4 separate regions of the Homo sapiens genome follow, and all the other regions are linked to region 3. A link is an interaction called in ENCODE POLR2A ChIA-PET data of the cell type or tissue named here. Cell type or tissue: B cell. All regions are shown on one strand. Region 1 overlaps LCOR (ligand dependent nuclear receptor corepressor). Region 2 overlaps PIK3AP1 (phosphoinositide-3-kinase adaptor protein 1). Region 3 has its middle 41 kb from the start of PIK3AP1. Region 4 overlaps PIK3AP1 (phosphoinositide-3-kinase adaptor protein 1).

Region 1 (2,500 bases), 120 kb before region 3:
ATACATTTTGTAGGTAATAGGATAAATGCTTCATTCTTCTCCTATTATAAATTTTCAGGTCGGGCGCAGTGGCTCACGCCTGTAATCCCAACACTTTGGGAGGCCGAGGCAGGCGGATCACGAGGTCAGGAGATCGAGACCATCCTGGCTAATGCGGTGAAACCCCGTCTCTACTAAAAATACAAAAAATTAGCTGGGCATGGTGGCAGGCGCCTGTAGTCCCAGCTACTCAAAAGGCTGAGGCAGGAGAATGGCGTGAACCCGGGAGGCTGAGCTTGCAGTGAGCTGAGACTGTACCACTGCACTCCAGCGTGGGTGACAGAGCGAGACTCCGTCTCAAAAAAAAAAAAAAAAAAAAAAAAAAAAAAATTCAGAAAAATGAGTTGACACCCTTGCAATCTCCAAAGATGATCAATAAGTTATTTTTATTTTACTTATTTTTTTGAGACAGGATCTCACTCACTCACCCAGGCTGGAGTGCAGTGTCATGATCACAGCTCACTGCAGCCACGACTTCCCAGGCTCAAGTGATCCTCCCACCTCAGCCTCCCAAGTACTGGGACTACAGACATGTATCACCACATTCAGCTAATTTTTGAATGTTTTGTAGAGATAGGGTTTTCACCATGTTGCCCAGTCTGGTCTTGAACTCCTGAGCTCAAGCAATTTGTCCACCTCTGCCTCCCAAAGTGCTTGAATTACAGGCATGAGCCACCGCACCTGGCCTATTTTTAAAGCATCATTATGAACTCCTGGATTTTTGTTGATTTGATATAGTTAAATCCATTGTAGCCATTTTTTTAAGATAGTTTATTTTCCATCTTAGGCCAGTGAGAGCACACAAGATGGCCCCTGGGTCCTTTGGATGCCTCAACTTAGCCAATACACAATAGGCAAAAGATTTTACCTTGATGTTTAAATTTGCAAGTCCTTGATTATAATAATGACTGAACAATTTTTATATACATCTGTTGGCCAGGTGCAGTGGCTCACGCCTGTAATCCCTGCACTTTGGGAGGCCGAAGCAGGTGGATCACCTGAGGTCAGGAGTTCCAGACCAACCTGGCCAACATAATGAAACCCTGTCTCTACTAAAAATACAAGAAATTAGCCGGGTGTGGTGACAGGCACCTGTAAGCAATCCCAGCTACTCGGGAGGCCTGAGGCAGGAGAATCACTGAACCCGGGAGGCGGAGATTGCAGTGAACTGAGATCGCACCACTGCACTCTAGCCTGGGCAACAAGAGCGAAACTCCGTCTCAAAAGGAAAAAAAAAGCCTATGAGCTTTTTAATTCTTTGTGAACTGCCTATTCATTGCCTTGTCCGTATTTTCTAATGAGTCATTAATCTTTTCTACTTTCTGAATATTAAGAGTTCATTCTAATATATGGCAGAAAGTTATGTATTAATAAAAGCTGCCATCTTTTTTCTCTATTTGCTTTTTAATTATATGGCTTTTGTCATATAAAGTATTTAATTTTTATATAAACCATTTCCTTTATAATTTAAAGGCCTTTCCCATTTCAATATGTGCTATAGTTTGAATGTATCCCCAAATTTCATGTGTTGAGAAATTAATCCCCAAATTCATATGTTTATGGTATTTGGAAGTAGGGCCTTTGGAAAGTAATTAGGATTAAGTAAGGTCATCAGGGTGGGGTCCCCATGATGGGAATAGGGGCTTTTAAGAAGGGGAAGACAGACCTGAGCTGGCACTCTTGCTCTCTCCCATGAGGTGCCCTCCATCATTAGAGGCAAAAAGGCCCTCATCAGATATGGCTCCTCAACCTTGGACTTCCCAGACTTCACAGCTATTAAGAAATCAATGTCTTTTCTTTATATATTACCCAGTCTCAGGTATTCTGTCATAGCAACAGAAAATGAACTAAGACAATATGATAGGGGAAAAAATTGTCTATGTTGCTTCTACTTCTTTTACTTTTTTTTTTTTTTAATGTTTAAGTCTCTGACCCAGCTAGATATAATTAGCTATTTATAAGTCGGTCTTTTACCAGTAGAATCTGGGATCTCTGAAAGCAAGATCTTACTAATTTTGTGCCTCCTACCAGTGGACCATGTGTGTTTTTTGTTGTTTTTTTCTGAGACAGGGTCTCTCTTTGTTGCCCAGGCTGGAGTGCAGTGGTGCAAACACAGCTCACTGCAGCCTCAATGAACCTCCTGTGCTCAAGCAATTCTCCCACCTCAGCCTCCCAAGTAGCTGGGACTATACAGGCACCCCACCACACCCAGCTAACTCTTATATTTTTTGTAGAGACAGGGTTTCACCACGTTGCCCAGGTTGGTCTCTAACTCCTGAGCTCAAACGACTGGCCCACCTCAGCCTCCCAAAGAGCTGGGATTACAGGCATGGGCCACCAAACCTGGCCCATGTGTTTTCAAACACGTGGTTTGAAGAAGGCAGTGGTAATGATGAACAATCAAAAATCCTATTTCCTCTGCTCTTAAACTAGGGCAGCTGAATCCCACTGAACTTTAACC
Region 2 (2,500 bases), 120 kb after region 3:
AAAATCGAGGCTGGAACCCCTGGAAACTGTCAGGGTTCCTGACAGTTTGGAGGAGACTGCTGAAGGAACAGGGGCTAGTGTGCCAAGCTGCGGAGTGACCTCTGACTACACACAGGGCGAGAACACCTTAGCTGCATTCCTGTTCAGCTCATTTGAATTTCTGCGTGGCTAGTCAGTAAAGGTCACACCTTCTTGTGTCATTTTTTTCCCTTTGGAGGAACCACTAGGGTGTAGAAGAAGTATCAGAAATCAGGATTGCAAGCCCTTGAGTAAGATACTAGATTTTTGTGAGCTTTGTTTTTCTCATCTGTAAACTAGAGAATATTATACCTTTCTCAAGCAGTAGTGGAATGGATTACAGGAGATAGGGTATAGGCAAATACCTAGCATTGTACCTGACATTTAAAAGGTGCTCACGGGAAAGTATTTTTTTTTTTTTTAGACAGAGTCTTGCTCTGTTGCCCAGGCTGTAGTGCACTGGTGCGATCTTGGCTCACTGCAACCTCCACCTCCTGGATTCAAGCAATTCTCATGCCTCGGCCTCCCGAGTAGCTGGGATTCCAAGCGTGCTCCACCATGCCCGGCTAATTTTTGTATTTTTAGTAGAGATGAGGTTTTGCCATTTTGGCCAGGCTGGTCTCGAACTCCTGACCTCAGGTGATCCACTTGCCTTGGCCTCCTAAAGTCCTGGGATTACAGGTGTGAGCCACCACATCAGGCCATGGGAAAGTAATTTTTAATTTGTATCCTCTGGTCAGTGGACATTTAACGAGTATTTCCTGAGTGCCTAACTCTGTGCTTAGTGTTGTAGGAAGATACGAAGATTAAAACAAAAACGTGAAATAAACTAAAAAAGGTGGGAAGCCTGGCCTCAAGGAGCGTTCAGTCAGGTGGGAAAATACAAATACACACAACCAGTTGTAATCCTGACTCATGGGAGCCTTTACTTTGCTGGCCACAAGTGCCTTCGGGGGCCAAGTTCCACCCGGAAAGTCAGGCTGCCTCAGGGCGCCGTGGGCCTCATCTTCTCTTTCAGGAAACGGTGGACATGCTCAAGAGTCACATTAAAGAGGAACTGATGCACGGGGAGGAGGCTGATGCTGTGTACGAGTCCATGGCCCACCTTTCCACAGACCTGCTTATGAAATGCTCGCTCAACCCCGGCTGTGACGAGGATCTCTATGAGTCCATGGCTGCCTTTGTCCCAGCTGCCACTGAAGACCTCTGTAAGTAGCACAACCCAGTTCTGCTTCCACCTTTCTGCTGAGAAACAGCTTTTTTCATTCCGGATGAAGATGGCGCGGGGCAGTCCCTATGTACCCTCACTTCACCCCAGAGAGATGAAGGTCCTGTTTTACACAAAGCTAGGGCTGGAGTCATGTGCTGTGACAAGCAGAATTCTTCTCCAAACTTCCTCTGTTATGACTGCTGGGAGAGTTTAAGCAAATATCTGGAAGTCAGAATTGATGAACTCATTGCCTCGTGATCTGAGAGGCCAAATCAGTGGCTCTCAGCCCTCAGTCTCCAGGGGTCCTTTTTATAACAAACATTTTCCTACTCTGACATGAGGTTTATGTATTATATAACCTACCTACATATAAAATTCTCAGAAATCAAATATACTGCCCTAATTGAAATAGGAAAGAGAAATTAAAGAAGAGGACATACTCAAACATGCCTGCACCAGAAGTCATGACAAAAGAGTCAGATGCAGACACACTCAGAATCACGGTCAACGGCTTCAAACATTGACTGACACGTTTGCAGTCTTGGTGGCTCAAATGATGGGAATAATGTTGGCATTGGCACCTGGATTTTCCTAGATGGTGAACAACTCTTTATGATTTCCTTTCCATTTTCATAGAAATTGAATTTCTAAAAAATTAAGTGTTTGCAAAAATAAGATGTGTTTATATGTGAAACAGTTTAGGTTCTAGGCTCAGAAAATAATAAGCAGATTTTTTGGGGGGCGAGGGGTAATTTGATTTTATTGCATTAATATATAGTAAGCTTATTTTCAAAATATCATTCTTCAGGATCATGATTTTTCTTATAAACTGTCTAACAAACTTTGCCCACTTTTTATTATCTTGTTTTTTCCAATGCAAAAGTAATGCCTTTTGACAAAAGTGAATGAGCAGTAGAAGTTCCCCTCCAACACCTAAACTCAAAACAAAATAGGAATCTTTAACTGAGTTGAGAGAAGTTCTGTGACTTGTGACTCCCAGCCAATATGGCATTGGTAATAATTAGTAATAAAATGAGGTATATTTGTCTATATTTTTGCTTATATCTGCTGACATTAAATTTAAAAATACAGACATACTTGTACATATACACAGATATGTAGAAATATACACATAGGTATAAATATGTATCATACGTACTTTTTAAAACTTATGTGTATGTCTAGGGAAATATTTGAAAGTCACGAGGGACATGAAACATCTCTTCATTGGGCAGGGCTGTCCCACACATAGCAGGATGTCTAGGGTCCTTC
Region 3 (2,500 bases):
CTTGCTCTGTCGCCCAGGCTGGAGTGCAGTGACATGATCTCAGTTCACTGCAATCTCTGTCTCCCAGGTTCAAGGGATTCTCCTGCCTCAGCCTCCCGAGTAGCTGGGATTACAGGTGCCCACCACCACACCTGGCTAATTTTTGTGCTTTTAGTAGAGACGGGGCTTTACCATGTTGGCCAGGCTGGTCTCCAATTCCTGACCTCAAGTGATCTGCCCGCCTCGGCCTCCCAAAGTGCTGGGGTTATAGGCGTAAGCCACCGCGCCCAGCAGAACATAATTGATAGAAAGAGATTTTAGTTGTTTAAAAATATTTTACAACAAATTTTCCCCAACAAAAGTAGAAATATCTTAAATGCGCAACACTAGAGAAATGATTAAGTGAATTAAGTCACCTTTACAGGACTGAATTATACAATTTTTTTTTTTTGAGACAGAGTCTCACTTTTTTGCCCAGGCTGAAGTGCAGTGGCATGATCTTGGCTTGCTGCAACCTCCACCTCCCAGGTTCAAGCGATTCTCCTGCCTCAGCCTCCCAAGTAGCTGGGATTACAGGTGTGTGGCACCATGCCCAGCCAGAATTATACAATTTTACAAGATAAGATTCACAACGAGGAAACTACTTATGAAACAACACCAAATGAAAAAGAGTAGAGCACAAATATGTATGTACATAAACTGTGATTACAATTATGTGAGATTTATACATATGGAGCAGGGAGAAAAACGTGTTGTTCCTTTGAAAAGCTAGAGGCAGAAATCCTCAGAAAGTGAGCTCTCTTAATTGTGCTGAATACTTCAAAGACCCTCATGTTTGTAGCAGTCTAGAGTATTGTAGCAATCTGGCCTGGGTTAGAGTGAGATAAGTAACACAGCATTGCTCTTCAAAATAAAGACAGACACGTTTTTAATTTCCTGGAGCAAGCAGAGGTGGGCAGAAATGGGGAGAAGATGGTGGAGATGAAGGGTGAGATCAGAGAAAGAAAGGTGGGCAAAAGGACAGGAGGCTAGAGACTTCAAGAGAAGAGATGGCCCAAGAGAATGTTCTAAGAACACCATGAGTCAGAAGTGCAAGAGAGAGCCTTGGGAGAGAGAGGGGGGGAAACAAAATCAAACAAAACAAATATCCCTAGAGAGCTGGAGAATTTAGGATCACCAGGAGGCCGACCTTTGGGTTATAGAGATAAAGACTGGAAGATAAGATTTCAAAAACTAAAAATAGCTACTATATTAGAGTAGTGGAATATAATTGAAAGTTGAAAATTTAATGTACATTTATTTTTTAATTTATTCCTGGGAAAATACCATACTCCTTTTTTTTTTTTTTTTTACTTGAGATGGAGTCTCACTCTGTCACTCAGGCTGGACTGCAGTGGTGCCATCTCGGCTTACTGCAACCTCTGCCTCCTGGGTTCAAACAATTCTCCTGCCTCAGCCTCTCGAGTAGCTGGAATTACAGGCATGCGCCACCATGCCCAGTTAATTTTTGTATTTTTAGTAGAGACGGGGTTTTGCCATGTCGGCCAGGCTGGTCTTTAACTCCTGGCCTCAAGTGATCTACCCACCTTGGCCTCCCATAGTGCTGGGATTACAGGTGTTAGCCACCATGCCTGGCCTGAATACATTATGATATAACTATACAATGAAATATTAGGCAGCTATTAAGCCAGATTTGTTCTCTATTTACTTAGAGGGACACATGAAATAAGCAAAGTGAAGAATATTGTGTATAGTCCGTGTGGCAGAGATTGCCAAATATCCCCCCAAGAGTCATTCTGTTTTTCTTTGGTAATAGAACCTCCAAATTTTAACCAGGCACATGACTAATCAGCTAAAGACTCTGTTTCCAAGCCTCCCTGGCAATTAGTTGTGTATATGGTTCTAAATTATGGCCAAGGGGAAATGACTAAAAATTATCTGTGTACCATTGAGATTTCGTTTTTGTTGTTGTGGTGGTGGTGGTGGTGGTGGAGTTTTTTTTTTCTTTTTTTTTTAAGTTCTGGAATACAATTTGCAGGACGTGCAGGTTTGTTGCATAGGTATACGTGTGCCATGGTGGTTTGCTAGACCTATCAACCTGTCATCTAGGTTTTAAGCCCCGCATGCATTAGGTATTTGTCCTAATGCTCTCCCTCCGCTTGCCCCCAACCCTCTGACAGGCCCCAGTGTGTGATGTTTCCCTCCCTGTGTCCATGTGTTCTCATTGTTCAACTCCCACTTATGAGTGAGAACATGTGGTGTTTGATTTTCTGTTCCTGTGTTAATTTGCTGAGAATGATGGCTTCCAGCTTCATCCATGTCCCTGCAAAGGACATGAACTAATTCTTTTTTATGGCTGTGTAGTATTCCATGGTGTATATGTGCCATATTTTCTTTAGCCAGTCTATCATTGATGGGCATTTGGGTTGATTCCAAGTCTTTGCTATTGTGAATAACGCTGCGATAAACATACGTGTGCATGTGTCTTTATAGTAGAATGATTTATAATCCTTTGGGTATA
Region 4 (2,500 bases), 92 kb after region 3:
CATCCCAGTGCTATTTGACCGAGGGGAGCTTGCCTTCTTCATCTCTTAGGAAGTTTTTCTCAACTTCTGAATTTTTCATGTGCAAGCACTTTTCTGTCTCTCTCTCTCTCTCTTTTTTTTTTTTTTTTTTTGATGGAGTCTTGCTTAGTCACCCAGGCTGGAGTCAGTGGCGCAACCTCCACCTCCCAGGTTCAAGTTATTCTCCTGCCTCAGCTTCCCGAGTAGCTGGGACTACAGGCGCGTGCCACCACGCCCGGCTAATTTTTGTATTTTTAGTAGAGACGGGATTTTACCATATTGGCCAGGCTGGTCTCGAACTCCTGACCTTAGGATCCGCCCACCTCGGCCTCCCAAAGTGCTGGGATTACAGGCATGAGCTACCGCACCTGGTCCCACTTTTCTAAACACTTAGAAACATTAACTTAATTTAGTTCTATTTATAGTCTCATCGTACAAGTTGGTGCCTGGTGATAAGGTATCACATAATTCTCTCTGGTTTTTTTTTTGTTTGTTTTTTGTGTTTTTTTGAGACAGGGTCTTGCTCTGTCACCCAGGCTGGAGTGCAATGGTGCGATCTCAGCTCACTGCAGCCTCCGTCTCCTGATTAGCTGGGACCACAAGCACACACCACCACACCCAGCTAATTTTTTGTATTTTTGGTAGAGACAGCGTCTCATAATGCTGCCCAGGCTGGTCTCAAACTCCTGAGCTCAAGCAATCCTCCCGACTCGGCTTCCCAAAGCACTTGGATTACAGGTATGAGCCACCGCGCCCGGCCTCCCTGTTTTTTCATGTGGGGCCTCATCTTCCCAATTCATTGGAAGCTCCTTAAGGGACACAGCTGTACAGGACACACTTCTGGAATTCTCCTGTGGGATCCAGGCCAGTGCTAGAACGTGGCAGATGTGTTCCGTAGACACTTGCTATGTGACTAGGAAACTTCGTAGTAAGCTCAGGTTTTGGAACATTTTATTCGGGGCTTTGAAAAATAGCTGTTTCGTGGTTTCATCACTGTGGCTTAGGTAGGATGAATGAACATCGTAACAGCTGAGAAATTTCATCCTGAGTGGACAAGCCTCTGGAAGTTTCTCCAGACCTTGGGTAACTCTATATTCCTGCCCCATTTGTGTGGTGGTTAAATTTTATTTTATTTTTGAGATGGAGTCTCATTCTGTCACCCAGGCTGGAGTGCAGTGGTTCTATGTCAGCTCACTGCAGCCTCCGCTTCCCGAGTTCAAGCAATTCTCCTGTCTCAGCCTCCTGAGTAGCTGGGATTACAGGCGTGTGCCACCACGCCTGGCAAATTTTTGTATATTTTTAGTAGAGATGGGGTTTCACCATGTTGGCCAGGCTAGTCTCAAACTCCTGACCTCAAGTGATCTGCCTGTCTTGGTCTCCCAAAGTGCTGGGATTACAGGTGTGAGCCACTGCGCCTGGCCCCGTGTGGTGGTTAAATCTGAGTCCTCAACTTAAAATACAAATGCAGAGGAAACACAGCCCTTTCTTCTGTGAACCCCAATACTTAGGTTGCTCATCTGCATCCTTCTAAGAAATCTTTGAATCTTCTTCAGTCTTTTTTTCATCAGCCACACTGGAAGTCTTGGACATGAACCACGATACCCCCCTACTTTGTCCCAGCACAGAGACACACAGGTTCCCCTGACTGGCCCCAGTGACTGTTTCTGTTTAATTCCATTTTTGAGTAGATTGGTGGCAAGCTCTTAATTCTCAGTTGAAACTTATCTCCTTAGTTTCCTTCTCTGCTCACTTTCTTTTTCCTTGTATCTAAAACTTAGAGAAAGAATCCAGCATGTTTATGCTACAGGCCTTCATCCTGCCTTCCCACCTTGACTTTACCTTATTTAAACTAAAAAATAATTAGTTTAACAAAATGGAAGCAAAATAGCATAATGCAGCATTTCCCAAACTTCAGTCATTTGAGAACCACCAACCTCGTTTTTGGCTTATGTTTGTACCATAGTGCTACTATTTTCTTAAATTCATGTACCATACAATTCATGCATTTTAAGTGTACAACTCAGCAGTTTTTGGTGTATGCGGTTAATTTTTAAAAATTGTGGTAAAATGTAGGTAACAGAGTATTTGTCATTTTAACCAATTTAAAGTATACAATTCATTGGCATTAATTACTTTCACAATGTTGCGCAGCCATCACCACTCTTTCCAAAATTTTTTCGTTGTGCTATTAAGTTAATATTTTCTTTAAGTCAATTCATATTTTCTAAGTAAGTATATTTTAAAAGGAAACTTTGCCACTCTACATGAAAAAACCAGTATCTCTTGATATAGATAGAAGTTAGATATAAAAATATAGATAATAAAAAGTACACATTGGTATTAAATTCTGTGGTACACAGATTCCTACAGAAGCCTGTGGGCTTAAGGCCCTGTTCCCTCTATGGCGCAAAAGGAGAAATGCATGGTAAAGAGGTGTTGAAGGCATTCTTTTACTGGTTGAAGTCTTTTCTTTTTGATTTAA

What was found. ChIA-PET counts read pairs that join two places held together with the same protein. Peaks named below come from ENCODE experiments on the same cell type or tissue, not always from the same donor. Only the 100,000 strongest peaks of a DNase experiment are listed, where the experiment ranks them.
Region 1: POLR2A ChIA-PET joins it to region 3 with 6 read pairs; 3 of 35 experiments call an interaction of 5 or more read pairs at or near these places.
Region 2: POLR2A ChIA-PET joins it to region 3 with 9 read pairs; 7 of 35 experiments call an interaction of 5 or more read pairs at or near these places.
Region 4: POLR2A ChIA-PET joins it to region 3 with 6 read pairs; 5 of 35 experiments call an interaction of 5 or more read pairs at or near these places.

Annotation. Positions count from the first base shown.
Region 1 is chr10:96,875,468-96,877,967 of GRCh38, reverse strand. The region is part of intron 2 of LCOR (ligand dependent nuclear receptor corepressor); the gene reads right to left. Among named protein-coding and RNA genes, the nearest start is that of LCOR, 44 kb to the right of the region's middle. In B cell, no CTCF peak of the experiment used is centred here; no DNase peak of the experiment used is centred here; H3K27ac peaks cover 300 bases.
Region 2 is chr10:96,644,199-96,646,698 of GRCh38, reverse strand. It overlaps PIK3AP1 (phosphoinositide-3-kinase adaptor protein 1), which reads left to right. Exons shown (of 17, transcript NM_152309.3): 8 at 1,037-1,226. Among named protein-coding and RNA genes, the nearest start is that of TM9SF3, 58 kb to the right of the region's middle. RefSeq lists an enhancer at 1,158-1,227. In B cell, no CTCF peak of the experiment used is centred here; a DNase peak (open chromatin) is centred at 1,198; H3K27ac peaks cover 2,500 bases.
Region 3 is chr10:96,759,875-96,762,374 of GRCh38, reverse strand. No RefSeq gene overlaps it. Among named protein-coding and RNA genes, the nearest start is that of PIK3AP1, 41 kb to the right of the region's middle. In B cell, no CTCF peak of the experiment used is centred here; no DNase peak of the experiment used is centred here; H3K27ac peaks cover 1,564 bases.
Region 4 is chr10:96,667,787-96,670,286 of GRCh38, reverse strand. All of the region lies in intron 2 of PIK3AP1 (phosphoinositide-3-kinase adaptor protein 1), which reads left to right. Among named protein-coding and RNA genes, the nearest start is that of PIK3AP1, 51 kb to the left of the region's middle. In B cell, no CTCF peak of the experiment used is centred here; no DNase peak of the experiment used is centred here; H3K4me3 peaks cover 426 bases; H3K27ac peaks cover 2,439 bases.